Regions from separate parts of the Mus musculus genome. Here region 1 is linked to region 2. The links are chromatin loops, found by intact Hi-C in ENCODE. Cell type or tissue: gastrocnemius. All regions are shown on one strand.

Region 1 (8,000 bases), 180 kb before region 2:
AAAAGGGATGCAAAATTTACTCTAATAATGTAGTTATTTCAATACTCCCAAATAATCATTCCAGTGTGGAATCCATATATTATTAATGCTGTTATGACATTTCTTTATTATTGTTCAAAATGTGGAATTTTTACACATATAAAAAAAAAAAACTCAGTTCAAAATAGTCACACTTAAGGTGATTAATACCCACAATCTGAAAATGGTTTGTGAATCAGAGTTCATAAATTAATATGATGATGAAAAATTGCAATAATGGAAAGAAAAATTCATAACACTTTAGCAGGTTCTGGGGAGAGGTGTCAAGTAGAAGACTGGAGAGCATTCAATTGCTATATCTATATGTCTCTATCTCTTTATCTCTCTCTACTTGTCTCTCTATCTCTATCTCTATCTCTGTCTCTATCTCTATTTCTATCTCTATCTCATTATGAAAGGAATTAACAAAATGGCCAGGCTCAGCAACAGGCAGAGGAAATGCTTTGTACATGAAGCGTGTGCTTACATGGAGACTGAAGTTCTGGAAATATGCTAGGAGGACCATCTCTCAGAGACAAGAATTCCAGAGACAGTGCTGGTAGTGGCTGGTGGTGGCTGAGGTGTGGATACTGAGGGGATATGAATCTTGGAGGACTACATGCTTTAAGGCTCTCAATGGGACTCTAGCGAAGCATTTTTGGTTTTTACTTGTAATAAACATGCCTATGAGGTATTTTCTTGGTTAGTTTAGTTGAGGTATAAGATCTACCCACTGTGGGTGGCACCATTCCCTGGGGTGTGATCCTGAAGCATATAAAAGGGAAAGAGTTAGCTAAGCACAAACAGTCATTACTCTCTGCTTCCTGACTGGATGTAATGTGATCCGCCATCCTTGGCTCCGGTCTTGACTCTTCCACCATGACTGACTGTGTACTTTAACCATGAGCCAAATTAACCCTTCCTCACTTAAGTTGCTTTTGCCAGGGTATTTACTTCAGTCATAGATACCTTATGACCAAGAATAGAAAGAGAGGGAAAACAAAAGAGCCCACCACAGTCCCCTTCAAGGATATCCCCCAGTTGTCTAGCCCCTTCACCAAGCCTTACCCCCCCCAAAGGTTCTTGCTTCTTTCTAATAATAGGACCATGCCTGAGACAGTGGTTTTAAAAACACAGGGGCATTTGAAGGGGGCACAAACTAGGTAAAAGCCATAGCAGGCAAGAAACAGAAGATATGTTTCTTCCTACAGCTTACGGCATCGTCACTGGAGCCTGTTAACGTGACACGTTCTGAAAGAAAGCCCTTGGGTCAGCTGGATTTGCGGACTCCACAGATCACTCAGGTTGCAATATTTTTGTATTTTTCTCAGACACTCTTCCCCCAGGCCCACTTGTTATGTCAGAACAGCACGCGGAATAGTCCTTTGACATGTGCGGTAGCCTGGTTCTGTACCTGGGAGACTTCCAGACTTACCATGTGTTCTTTGTCCTCACTACGCATGTATCTGGTCTAATTGTTGTCTCTATACTATATTGTCATTTTCACTTTTCCATGAAAAGTCTCAAATTTTAGTTTGCAAAGTATTTTCATTCTCATTTATATAACTGGGGCAAACATTTTTAGGCGTGTTATCATAGAACAAAAATCAATCTAAAAGTGACATACAATCTCTACCAGTATAGAGAAAACCCTGGTTTTATTTTTAAGCACTGTGATCACACAGAGTTAGATTTAAATTCTGACTTCATCCCCATCTTATTTAATGTAGCATAATCTATATTGTTTCTTTCCCATTTACCCTGTTGTTTTCTCATCTAGAACTCTCAAGTTCCTAGAAGGCGTGTTCTCTAACATTTATCACTGGGCTTCCAGATTTGTTAAATTCTTTAAAAGAAAAAGGAAAATCACAAGGAAGATTTCTTTGTGTGTCTAACTAGTTTAGGTTCCCTGCTAAATCAACTATTAAAGAGAACTTTTAATTTTATGCAGAAATATGAACATCATTAGCGTTCACAGAACCACAAATGCTGACTGGCTCTCTTCTCTTGTTTGAGGTTCATCAGGAACCATCATACCTATAAAGCAACATGTGCAGTGTCCAGCAGAGAGGTAACAGCAGAGAGGTAACATGCCACAGTTCTCCAGCCATTCATCGTCTCTAACATATAGAAAACATAGTTTTCTTCCTATTTCTGTGATAAAACACCATGACCAAACACAGCTTGGGCAGGAAAGGGATTATACATGGATGTCCATGTTACTCTCCATATTCAGGGAGGTCAGAGCCCAACCTTCAGATATGAACCTGGAAGCAGGACCTGAAACAGAGGCCATGGAGGAATGCTGCCTACTGGCTTGCTCACCCTACTTTCTTATACAACTCAGGCCCCTTTGCCCCAGGGTGATTCTACCCACAGGGATCTGGACCCTCCCACATCAATCATTTATCAAGAAAATTCTCCCACAGACTTTCCTACAGGCCAATCTGACTGGGGCATTTTCTCAAATAAGGTTCCCTCTTCTCAGATAACTCTAGCTTGTGCCAATATTAGCCCCAAAGCTTGGAATGCCCAAGATACAATTCACAGACCTCATGAAGCTCAAGAAGAAGGAAGACCAAAGTGTGGATGCTTCGGTCCTTCTTAGAAGGGGAACAAAATACTCACGGAAGGAAGTACAGAGACAAAGTGTAGAGCAGAGACTGAAGGAAAGGCCATCCAGAGACTGCCCCACCTGGGGATCCATCCCATATACACTCATCAAACCCCGATGCTATTGAGGATGCCGGAAAGTTCTTGCTTATAGGAGCTTGATATGGCTGTCTCCTGAGAGGCTCTGCTAGAACCTGACAAATATAGAGGCAGATGCTCACTGCCAACCATTGGACTGAGCATGGGGTCCCCAATGGAGGAGTTAGAGAAAGAACTGAAGGAGCTGAAGGGGTTTGCAACCCCATAGGAAGAACAACAATATCAACCAATCAGATCCCCCAGAGCTCCCAGGGACTAAACCACCAACCAAAGAGTACACATGCAGGGACCCATGGTTCCAGCTGCATATGGAGCAGAGGATGGCCTTGTTGGGCATCAATGGGAGGAGAGGCCCTTGCTCCAGTGTAGGAGAATGCCAGGGTGGGGAGGCAGGAGTGGGTGGAGGAGAACCTTCATAGAAGCAGGGGGAGGAGGGATGGGATAGGGGATTTCCAGAAGGGAAACTGGGAAAGGGGATAACATTTTAAAGGTAAATAAGGAAAACATCCAATAAAAGAAAAGAAAAAAAACAAACAAAACAAACAAATAAGCAAAAGAAAACAAAAAAATCCAAGAACCCCCAAACAACAATAACAGAAAACACGATACCTAATTACTAGGATTCTTCAATATGCTGCATTTGTGGGTTGTCCCTTCAAATAGAAATTTCTACTGCTGTTTAGGAATACCCCACACGTTGGCAGCTAAATACTCTGCCTGGCTAACTACGCAACAGGAACTTTTAAGCAGTTTGGAGTTACTCTGTTAGTTGTAAGCATAACTCAGTAAGCTGCACAGTAATTCAGTGACAAGAATTATTCACTCCCATTAATTAACGAGGTTTAAATATGCAAAGCGATGTATTTTCTCATGATGGAAACATCGCATACTTGTTGCAAAGTTTGAACAATGAAGAACATCGGAAGTAGCAAGTGCTACTTTCCACCTTCGCACCTGTAAGAAAGATGGTCCACTTTTACTGGGTTTGCAGTTTTAGAGTTTTTAGTGCATATTTAACATCCTAGAAAATATGCTTTACAAGAGTGCATCATGGTACTTTCTTTAAGCATCATTACACGGTAAGCATTTGTGGCCTGTATGTACAGAAGTAGGTCAATGTTTAAATAATCATGTAGTATACTCCATATACAGATGCTCTGTATGTGTTTAAGTAGCTCTTGACCAATAGTCAATGAAGTCGTTTCCAATTTGTTTTTACTAGAAAAAAACAAACTTGCAACGAAACCTTCTTTATATCTTTCCTTTTTAAACCTTTTGCAACTGTTTCTTCAGGGAAATTCTTATAAGTGAAATTTCTCTTAAGAAGGTCTGTTTTATTTTCTTTTTTACTACACTCATTCGTTGTATTGTTTCCAAGCCTAATGTCCTACTTGAAGATTTCCAGTACGTTGCTCTTTGCAATATTTGTCCCTTCTAATTCCAAAGTGATTCTTGTAATAGCTCTTATAACTGTGACAGCCAACCTGTCAATCACAAGTATCATATTAAGTACAAGTTTTGTTCCTATATCTTCTATATTTTTCATTTACTCCATTTTAATTTCTAAATACTTGTACTTTTCTCGACAGTTTAAGATTTTTATATCAGGTTTAATTAGAATTTTTCCAACTATAATACAAATTATTATACTATATTTTCCCCAGTATATTTTATTCTTTTATCTTGCATTTTGTTACACTCTTATTTGCAATTAAATAATTATTTAATTTTCAAGCACTTCAATAGTAAATATCATTTGTCTTTTTGGATATCAGAATGGAGAAACACTTAAAAACTACTAAACCTAACCCAAGACAATACTTCTAGAAGAAAGAAAAACAAATTTCAAAACTGAATCAGTAGGAGTTTTCTAGTATTTATGAAAATAAAGCTACTTTCTTCCTACAAATGAGCTCGTTTGGATTCTACAGAACACCCTGTGCACTTATCAGTGGAGACCAGAGCCAGCCAAGTATCCCCACGCAACTACTTCTGGGAATTTAAAGAATGAGACAGCCTTATGGTATGGAGATTTGCAGGGGGCTTTTGAAGAAAGGAGAGTTATCATTTCTTCATGCCTTTACTGATGTTAACAAAAACACGAGAATTTGATAACTGACTCAACACAAGGGGGCGCCAACAACAGATGGAAATTCCATTGACCCTCCTGGATTGCTGGAGCTGAGGGAGTTTGCTTTGCTTTTTCTCTTCTCTTCTCTTCTCTTCTCTTCTCTTCTCTTCTCTTCTCTTCTCTTCTCTTCTCTTCTCTTCTCTTCTCTTCTCTTCTCTTCTCTTCTCTTCTCTCCTCTTCCTCTTCTCTCCCCTCCCCTCCCCTCCCCTCCCCTCCCCTCTCCCCTCCCCTCCCCTCCCCTCTCCCCTCCCCTCCCCTCCCCTCTCCCCTCCCCTCCCCTCCCCTCCCCTCTCCCCTCCCCTCCCCCCTCCCCTCCCCCTCCCTCCCTTCCCCCCTCCACTCCCCTCTCCACTCTCCTCACCTCCCCTTTCCTCCCCCCTTTCCTTTTCTCCTTTCCTGTTTTCATTTCTTTTTGAGAGGGGGAAACTTGAATGAAACCTATTCTGATCTATTTACATACAGATGTAACTAACAATTATTTGGATAATTGCATCTTTGTATTTGTTTTAGTTAGCTAGCATCTATTCCTGACACTGAAACTCCTGAGCCTCTGCAATGGTCTTAGATAAGAGTGGGTGTGACATACGTATTGTCTGTTGGTTCCTTTCTCATGTATTAGAATCATTTCACTTGTCTGTCTTCGTGTGGCTTTAGAACCAACTATATCTACCTTGTGTGCTAGTCTTTCGCCGTCCAGTACAATGCCCTCTGGAAACTAAATGCCTGAGCTATTTGCTGAATGAGTGAGAAGAAACTAACCTATTATCAATGATCCTTACATTATCTGAGTTCACTTTCATTTATTTTCCACCATTCTTTGTAAAAAATCAATTCTCCTTTCTCAATAAAAATATAGAAAAATCACATAGACCCACACAATAAAGAACTGCTTACAGAATATAGCCAGTAGAAACCCCAAATTATAATAGCTTTTTAAAATCATTATGAATATAATTTGCCAAGTAGGCAGGCCAGAATTTTTAAAGTAGTACTATTCTGAGTGGTTTTCAAACTGCAGGCAAAACAGATTATAGTATATTTTATATTTGGTAACTTAGTTTATACCCTCAAGGTATTCATGGCATTTACTAATTTTAACTCATTAAATAGTGGAATTTTCCCGTTTTCATTGTTGCAAACAGTGCTTCTGTGTGTGTGCCTGATTGCTCCCCTACAATAACAGGCTAGATCAGTCCATTTTCTGTTGCTGTATCAAGATATGTGACACTTCATAATGAAGTTAGTCTAGGTCAGGTTTTCAGTTTGGAAATCCAGTGTCAGGTGGGCCCATGTGTTTAGTCTCTGGAGAGGGCCCTGTTGGCTCCTCATAAGAATGGATGTGACATGAAGAAGACAAATCCAGGGATCCAGAAAAGGATGCAGGGGACTCTGGGAGCCCCACACTAATCCCTTTCAAGCATCGAAACCCAGTGGCTCTGCTTAGCTCCTGTTCAGCTCTGTTCTTTAAAGGCTCTGTTACCTTTTAATACAGTTACGTTGGGGTCCAACATGTCAACACAGGCACACATCAGGAGAACAGACTCAGGCCATAGTGCAGGACTAAGCAAGAGATTGACATCCAGGTAGGATATCGCCAACCTCCCTTCTTTTAAAAATAGTTGCAGTTTTTTTCCTTTTTTTAAATATTTTTTATTACGTATTTTCCTTAATTACGTTTCCAATGCTATCCCAAAAGTCCCCCATACCCTCCCCCCCCACTCCCCTACCCACCCATTCCCACTTTTTGGCCCTGGTGTTCCCCTGTACTGGGGCATATAAAGTTTGCGTGTCCAATGGGCCTCTCTTTCCAGTGATGGCCGACTAGGCCATCTTTTGATACATATGCAGCTAGAGTCAAGAGCTCTGGGGTACTGATTAGTTCATATTGTTGTTCCACCTATAGGGTTGCAGATCCCTTTAGCTCCTTGGTTCCTTTTTCTAGCTCCTCCATTGAAGGCCCTGTGATCCATCCAATAGCTGACTGTGAGGATCCACTTATGTGTTTGCTAGTCCCCGGCTTAGTCTCACAAGAGACAGCTATATCAGGGTCCTTTCAGCAAACGTTTGCTAGTGTATGCAATGGTGTCATCGTTTGGAGGCTAATTATGGTATGGATCCCTGGATATGGCAGTCTCTAGATGGTTCATCCTTTTGTCTCAGCTTCAAACTTTGTCTCTGTAACTCCTTCCATGGGTGATTGTTTCCAATTCTAAGAAGGGGCAAAGTGTCCACATTTTGGTCTTCATTCTTCTTCAGATTCATGTGTTTTACAAATTGTCTCTTATATCTCAGGTATACTAAGTTTCTGGGGTAATATCCACATATCAGTGAGTACATATCATTTGAGTTCTTTTGTGATTGTGTTACCTCACTCAGGATGATGCCCTCCAGGTCCAACCATTTGCCTAGGAATTTCATAAATTCATTCTTTTTAATAGCTGAGTAGTACTCCATTGTGTAAATGTACCACATTTTTTGTATCCATTCCTCTGTTGAGGGGCATCTGGGTTCTTTCCAGCTTCTGGCTATTATAAATAAGGCTGCTATGAACATAGTGGAGCATGTGTCCTTCTTACCGGTTGGAACATCTTCTGGATATATGCCCAGGAGAGGTATTGGGGGATCCTCCGGTAGTACTATGTCCAATTTTCTGAGGAACTGCCAAACTGATTTCCAGAGTGGTTGTACAAGTTTGCAATCCCACCAACAATGAAGGAGTATTCCTTTTTCTCCACATCCTCGCCAGCATCTGCTGTCACCTGAATTTTTGGTCTTAGCCATTCTGACTGGTGTGAGATGGAATATCAGGGTTGCTTTGATTTGCAATTCTCTGATGATTAAGGATGCTGAGCAGTTTTTCAGGTGCTTCTCAGCCATTCGGTATTCCTCAGGTGAGAATTCTTTGTTTAGCTCTGAGCCCCATTTTTTAATGGGGTTATTTGTTTTTCTGGAGTCCACCTTCTTGAGTTCTTTATATATATTGGTAATATTAGTCCCTTATATGATTTAGGATAGGTAAAGATCCTTTCCCAATCTGTTGTTGGTCTTTTTGTCTTATTGACGGTGTCTTTTGCCTTGCAGAAGCTTTGCAGTTTCATGAGGTCCCATTTGTCAATTCTCGATCTTACAGCACAAGCCA
Region 2 (8,000 bases):
CCCAATACATCATGGCTTCTTTAAAGCACAGATGCTCATCCTGCAAATCCATCCAGTGTTTTTACTGAGCTCAGCCCTTCACCCTCCTCAAACTAGCTTTATTAGCCCAGTCATTAATAACACATTCCTCTATAGTTCCTCCTTTTTCCTCAAGCACTATCTATCTGTCTTTACTATTCTCACTAATGACATCATGTTTTACAGCTCCCAACACGGAAGTGTTCCTCTGACTTGTTCCATCAGAAAAGCTATAACAGTACTCAGATAGAACCTCTTCTGTATTGCTCAGCTTAGAAATTCCATGACTCCATTTATCAACCTCTGACCTCAGGGGTTTATTTACATAATATTAGGGCCAGGCCCTTCTTTCTCTCTCCCTGACATTACCTTTAATTAAGCATATATTATGATCTTCTAAAACATTTTATAAATAATTTTATTTAGTTCATTAACAGAAAGCTTCATTTTCAGCTAGTGAAATGTGAAGTCTGCTACACCATTCTCTATGACTACAATCAACAGCCTCCTTCTTTGCAAACTATATCTTCCTTTTTTTTTTTCCTTCTCCACTGTTTTAACTCAAGAAGATATCTGGGGTATTATAAGACAATATTTTTTTTAGTTAATTCCCTCCCCCCCCTTCTTTCTTGCTCCTATTTCTTTTTCAAACCAAAGAGAAGCAGTAGGTGGCATAAACAATGTACATGTAAATAGAGAACAGGAAGATAGATGAAAGAATATGTTAAGTGTGAGTTTATTTTAAAAACCTAAGCACTGTTTAAAACAAAGAAAGGAAGAAAATGAATACTTATTACTGTAAAACTATCAATAACCTAGGATGTGGCAGTGATAGCTAGCGCTGGTGGGAGGGATGGTTGGGGCACACCAGGAAGTACCTGTAGCTATGCAAGACACACTGCAACTGCCAGCCTACACAATAATCTCCCCGCATCGCTTACCTCTGTTTATGGCAGTATGCTATTCCCTTCCTGTTCGGCTTCCACTCTAGAACAAGCCGTTCCGTGACTCTCTTCCAGTTCTCTAAGCATCCTTATCCCACTGCTCTAAGGTTTACCTACTGTGTAGACATGCTTCTATTTGGCATCTTCTCCCGTCTACACCCAAACAAGTGCCACTGAAAGAAATACCATATTCTCTTCCAGGTTATTAGTCCTATCTAGCATGCTTCACACTTAGCATTCTCATGCTTGTTTGGTCAACTCACTTCCCATCTTTCCAGAAAGAACAATTACATTTTCCTACTGAACAGGACCTCTTGCAGCCTCTTGACTCTTTATTTCTCCAAGTCAGTTTTAAGTCCAGCTTCCCTTTTCCAAGTCCCCTTCTAGCTCTAGCTACTCTCCCCTATTTTAAGATCAGGTGAATACAAGAGGGATACTTTGTATTTTTACATTTAAGTTGGTATTGGACCTCTCTTTCCCTGGCTTTCTCATTCTTGCCACTATTGTTCCAATGCTCTGTCTTGCTTTAGTCTCACTACCAATTTGTTCTTCAGCAGTCATGAGCATTTTGTTGTCAAATACCATCTCAAGGCAGATGACTCTGTATGGTTTTTCTCTCACTTCCTCTTATTTCTCTGTTACTCTGAAAACAATGACCAGACTATTATATTCAGCTAACTCACCGAAGTCTAATATTCTTGTCTTTTACTCTACACAGTTCTAGTCACTTCAGCAAAAGGCATTCATGAAATGCAACTGTCTTTTCCTCTCAACATAACTCAAACACAAAAAAGCAAGACAATCGTCTATTTTATGGGTAGGGATGTGTACAGTGCTCTGACCTGCAACATTCACTTTCTACTCTTTCATTTGTCTTTAATTATTAATCTCACTAGTGTATAGCTTTTATGAGAGCAGAAGTTTATGAAGGGGGAATGTGAGGGGGAATGCAGGAATTTCCCTGGCAAGTAGCATTTCACAGGTGTTTTTAAAAAATATTTATTGAATCAACTGGATTTTTGCCAAAATGGTCCTTTTCAAGGCTGCTGTGATGTCCCCAAACAAAATTGAGCACCCCTACCTAAATAGATGCTTTCTCTCAGATCTCTTTCACCCTGCCTACTAGTTTCAAACAAACTTCTAAGTTGATCACCTGCTAGTGCATGAGATAAAGGAAACTGCAGAGAGTGCAATACTCATTACAACACTCGAGACCATCCCATTCGTGTTTCTGCAAGATTCTGTAATCCTTTCCAATTAACTTCTTCTTTCCATTTAGTGCTTCGCCTTTGGGGAAGTCTGGAAACTCAGGATGTAAAAACCCCAATTCCAAAACAAACCCAAGCGCTAGAGAAGCTAAGGAGAGTCAAGAGACACTTCGAAATGCCAATTCTTTGATGGAATCAAAACACACTGGGGGCGGCCTCGAATAGGGGTAAGTCCTTCTCAAGGAGGCCAGAACAGAGATGTAAAACGGGAGCTGTACAGAGGTCTCCGGAACCCTCGGTCAAAGGTCTTGGACAATTCCACGGTCCCGGTCCCCCGGGCCACCGTCCTCGGCGCCCTCCTCACTCAGTCCTTCCAGACTAGGAGGAGCGCTCAGGCGGAGCCACGCAACCACCCCGCAAATTATGAGGTCTCCCCTCCAGCAGGGAGGAGACCGACAGCCCACGGAGCTCCGCTCCGGCCGCCCCTCGCGGGGTCTCGAGCCTCCCCCCGAGGCGCCAGGAAGCGGGGACCCTCGTCACCACTCACCGCTCCGCCCCGCCACTCGGTCGGTTCCCGGTAGCTCTCTTCGAATCCGTCCCCGCCCTCACCAGCTTTAAGAAGAGAGAAACAAAGGTTCCCGCAACAGGTCGGAAGGGGAACGTTTCCGAGTGAGACAGCAGGAAGTGACGTAGGGCACTCCTTCCGGTCCGCCGGATTATGAATGGCGTTGGGCGGGGGACGCGCAGACACGTTGTCTCTTCCTTCTTTTTGCCCCCTTTCCCCTGCTCAGGGCCTCGCTGGGAGGCGAGTGCTCCTCCTCAGGCCGCGGCTTCCAGAAGTAGCCTCGGAGTCCCGGCTCGAGCTGGGCGGGAAGGCGCGGTGGCCCGCGTCGTCGCCCGCATGCTCCCGCGCCCTCCCTGCCTGGCCGCGCCCCTGCGACCAGGTAAAGAGGGCGCTCGGGCCGCTCGTCCCCCCGCCGCCTCCTGAGATCCGCGCTCGCCCTCAGGGGTCGGCGGGGCTGGGCTTGGAGGCCAGGGTGGGACCGGTGACGGCTCGCAGCCCTTGAGAGTCTTGCCAGCCCCACATTCACCGCAGGCTTTTGCTGTGGGTGCAGATGGACGGGCTTCGCGCCGTTCCGCTGAGTGACGCGTGGGCCCCTCGGCTGCGAGCCATCCCTCTAGTCTTTTCCCTGCGTGGGTAGAGCAACAGGGCAGCTTTGCCTGGTAGGGGGTTGTGTGGTCGTTTTGAGTTAAGTGCAGGAAAAAAGACCTCTTGGAGCACGACTTAACTTTCCCCAAAGACATAGTTTTACGTCGCAGCCCTTCCTGATTGGACGCTGTACATGCGTACTATTTTACAGTTAGGATCTGCTGCATTTGGGGACATTTGCTATCCCCACCAAAGCAGCGTTGCCCTTCCATTATTAGCACGAACAGAAAGCTTGAGTTTGCACGAGAACTGCTTTGGCTTAAATTAAAAAAGAAAAAAAAAAAAAAAAGAATACCCTAATACATACCTCTCTAACTTTGACTGGGGAATTACACCACCCCATCTCCATCCCCCGCCATACTCACCACCAAATCCTTTGTCATAAATTCCTTAAGGTCAGAAAAAATAAACGAGTGTATCTCGTACCACATTATTGCTAAAGATGGTGGCATTTGTCAAGTTTCCCTCGTGCTGTCCCACAATTTAAAAAGCAAGAACTGGAAGTGACTTTAAACATGTAAATATGGTCTTGAAATGCCATGAGAATAAACTGTTACAATACAACTGATTTGCTGTCATATTTAGTAGATCAAACTTTAAGCTATATGAGTGTTAAACTGCACTTTGAGGAGCATACACTGCCATTGACGCTGCTGAAATTGTGACTCAATCATTTTAAAGAGGCCTAACTTCAAAAAGGAGATTGAGGTTTGAACGTTGTTCTATAGTACTAATGAAAAACACCTTTAAACTAGTAAGGGGCCATGAAGGGGTGGGCTCTCAAGGAAGGGAAAATGGGATGCAGTGAGGTCCGGGGCCGGGGGAGTGGAAAGAATACTATGTATTTCCCCATTTCAAACAAAACTAAAAGCTTTGTGGTTATGGACTTAAGGAGTTTTGTTTTAAACCTCTTATGTTTTCTAGCTTTTGTTTCAACAGCACATGGTTTTAAATAAGCACAAACAATAATCCATTTGGCCTTATTAATAGCAGTAATTTAGTAGCCATAAAAACATTTGGGACTTACCCTGGTGTCCATCAGTATTTTAGACTGTTGCCTGGTATGTGTTGTTTTTATCCTTGAATGCAAAGTGACTTACTGGTTTCTTCTATGAACATTTCTTGGGAGGCAGGAGTTAAAAGCTTTGTAATCATAAAATAAGTATTGCTTGCTGAGGTAACTCAGTATTTTTTTCAGGCTTGATGGTATTTTCAGCATTTACATTTTATGCTGTCCTTCCCTGTTAACTGCACGTATTATGACTTAATAACAACAGACAGTTCTTTGAATCTCCAGAGAGATTATATATTCTTCTATAACTAAGATTTCAGTAAGCATTTCCACTTCCAAACTTTTCTTACTTAATAAAAATTTCTTGCCCTGGGATCCAAATAGCTAATTTTAATCATGGGTTAACTGCCCCTGAATTATAATCCTACATTACATAGTATGAACTCTAAAAGCTGTATTTCTTTCTTGGACTTTTAACTAGAGGTAACTGACTATTATTTATTTATGAAGAAGCACTTTTAAAAATCTGTATGGTAATAAAGTGGGGTCTGTAACCAAATAATGCTGCTTTGTTTAATGTCTAAACCATGAGCTAAGTTGTACATTCAAAATATTGAAGATTGTCTGATGCAGAGAATTGAGCAGCTTTAAATTTAGATTTCAATATTTGAGAGAAATCAGTAAATGTTCATACTCGTTAACTATGTCAAACTTTTTATTTTATAAAATATAGTCTGCTAATATGTATATTGGCATAAGAATTCCCAACAGCATTTTATGACTCCTTGGGTTTAAAACCTCAGTATTAAATTTATCAGTGTTTGTGGTGCAGCACATTTAAGTTCAACATAGTCCACACATTTTGTTGGAAGAAGTTTTCAAATAAAAAGCGCGAGTTGGATTTTTCCCATTAAAGTTTATGCGTTTTAATAGTGTCCTTAGGTAAAGAATTTGTGCATTTTAAAGAATAGTAGGGGGTGAGGTCTAACTCAGTGACAGAGTACTTACCCAGCATGAGTGAGGCCTGGCATTTGAGCTGTAGCACTATTCAAAACAAAATAAAGAAGGTAGGTAGCATTTTTCCTCAGGGCTCCCTGTCAGTTACCATGGCACAGAGGATGGAAGGTGCTGCTGCTATTACTGCCCTCATTCCATACGGGAGAAAATGAGGGAAAGTTGGTTTTTTTTCCATTAATTTATTTATTTATTCACTTTACATCAGGATTGTGCCCCCACTCCTCAGAGTCTCATCCTTACAAATCCCTCCCCTCCCCACCCCTCCCCTTCTCAGAGAAGGGAGCCCCCTCTTAGGTACCAGCCTTCCTGGGACATCCAGTCCAGCAGTACTAAGCGCAGCAGTGTGGGTGCTAAGTGATGAGATTTTGGTTCTATTTCAAAGAAGGAGATAGCAGGTGTGAGAGATGAAGGAATTGGGTGAGACTTTAGGCTTGGAGGTAGGTGAATGGTGTTGCTATTTCATCAGCAATGGGGCCAGGAAAGAAAAATGAACACATTTAGAAAAATACCCAATTGAAATGTCGAGCCTGGAGCTCAGGCAAGATGTGCCTGAAATAAATGTAGGAGTCGGATAATATTTAAAGCCATTGGCACTGCAGAGCACATAGAACAATGCTGTTGAGATGTGGCTTGTGTACTGGTAATGGGCCATGAAATCAGTCAACAGTCATAACGTAAAAGAAAAGGGAAAAACAGCATAAATAATCAGATTTATTCCATGCAATAGAGTAAGTACTCATGACATTATATCAGGTTTTGCTGTTGCAATTTTCTGGCAGGAAATATTATATATATATATAAAGCCAGTCACTCTCTGAGCTATGTCTTAGCCTTTTGGATTTTAAAACAGCCCCTTCTTAAAATCTCCAAGCTTGCTTTGAATTCACCACATAGTCCAAACTGGCCTCAAACTTGTGATCCTCCTGTGTTACTAGATTTGAGCCAGAAATCATTGAGGGAGCTGAAGAATATGCAGTAAATGGAATCAAGAAGCGATGACAGAGAATTGTGTCCAGTGTTAAAAACTGGCAGATAACTAATGCTTGACATGGAGGTTTAGGAGGGGGGCATCCTTACTGAAATTTTTTGTTTTGTTTTGTTTTTTGTTTTTTCGAGATAAGGTTTCTCTGTGTAGCCCTGGCTGTCCTGGAACTCACTCTCTAGATCAGGCTTGCCTCGAACTCAGAAATCCGCCTGCCTTTGCCTCCCAAGTGCTGGGATTAAAGGTGTGCTCCACTACTGCCCGGCACTGAAAATATTTTAATAACATAATTTCTGATTATTTTTATTTTGATAAGATTGTTCCTACTACAATAAAATGTGCTTTAATTTAGGCTATATTCTGATAGTATTAATATTTTCTATTTATGGGTTTTTGAGACAGGTTCTCGTTAACACAGGCTGGTCTCGAACTGGCTATGTATTCTACCATGACTTTGAACTCCTGATTCTCTTTTCCTCCACTTTATAAGGGCAAATAGTATTTATTCTAGAGAATTTTCTGAGTGTTTTCAGAATAGATCCCTTTAGATTCAGTTACTACTTTAGGTTTTTTTGAAGCAGGTTCTTTCTTCAGTCTTCACTGTCCTGGAACTCACTATGTAGACCAAGCTGGCCTTGAACTCACAGAGCTCCTCTTGCCTTGAATGCTGGGATTAAAGAAGTGAGCCATGCTTGGCTAATATTTCTTAATGTAAAACAAAATAATACAAAATACTCAGCAATATTTTGCTGCATAACATAACTTTTGCTCTGTCATGAATTGTAATTTATTGTTTAATATCCTGACCTTGCCAAATATCCTGACCTTGAACTTTGAACACAAAACATTCAAATTGCTTTTTAAAATTCTAGTTGATAAAGAAGTATGTTTAAAGCTGGGCAGTGGTGGCGCACGCCTTTAATCCCAGCACTTGGGAGGCAGAAGCAGGTGGATTTCTGAGTTCCAGGACAGCCAGGGCTACACAGAGAAACCCAGTCTTGAAAAACCGGGGGAAAAAAAAGAAGTATGTTTAATTTTAATATTTTTATTCTCTCTCTCTCCCTCCCTCCCTCCCTCCCTCCCTCCCTCCCTCTCTCTGCACCCCGCTCTCTTTTTCATCTTGGCTCTTTCTGTCACAGAGATCTGCCTGCCTCTGCTTCCCAAGTGCTGGGATTAAAGGCATATGCTGCCTAGCCTAGCAGCTTTTTTTTTTTTTTTAAGAGTTTAGGTTTAAAAAAAAAACCAAAAACTGATTTCTCTTTTCTTATGTAAAATATTTTGTCAAAGCCAAGATATATTAATTGGAATGAAAATGCAAATAGCCTAAATGTCTAAGTATTATACCTATGATTTAATATAACCATTTAAAATAAACATATCCTTGAAGAATTCACTAAGTAATGAAACTGAAGCATTTCTATTTCTTTTTACCTATTTATTCCTCTTACAAATTCCCAATCATGCTGTCCTAGAAGAGAGAGATGCATGTTCTATTGGCTGTGTTCAGCTCCTGACAACTTATGCCTTTGTCTACTGCCTGGTCATGTCCTCTCGGTGACTGACTGCAGTATGGCATCTGGCAGAATAGAGGAGGAAAAAATGACAGGTC

The links. Hi-C counts contacts between places; a loop is a spot of excess contacts. Peaks named below come from ENCODE experiments on the same cell type or tissue, not always from the same donor. Only the 100,000 strongest peaks of a DNase experiment are listed, where the experiment ranks them.
Region 1: a loop joins it to region 2, with 2.6 times the contacts of the local background. A loop is called at or near these places in 13 of 42 quality-filtered maps.

What each region holds. Positions count from the first base shown.
Region 1 is chr3:133,268,948-133,276,947 of GRCm38, reverse strand. No RefSeq gene overlaps it. Among named protein-coding and RNA genes, the nearest start is that of Ppa2, 37 kb to the left of the region's middle. In gastrocnemius, a CTCF peak has its summit at 4,862 (motif pointing right); a DNase peak (open chromatin) is centred at 4,863.
Region 2 is chr3:133,086,694-133,094,693 of GRCm38, reverse strand. It overlaps Gstcd (glutathione S-transferase, C-terminal domain containing), which reads left to right and starts at 2,869. Exons shown (of 12, transcript NM_026231.3): 1 at 2,869-3,114. It overlaps Ints12 (integrator complex subunit 12), which reads right to left and starts at 2,839. Exons shown (of 7, transcript NM_027927.4): 1 at 2,718-2,839. In gastrocnemius, no CTCF peak of the experiment used is centred here; DNase peaks (open chromatin) are centred at 2,816 and 3,264; H3K4me3 peaks cover 2,374 bases; H3K27ac peaks cover 2,042 bases.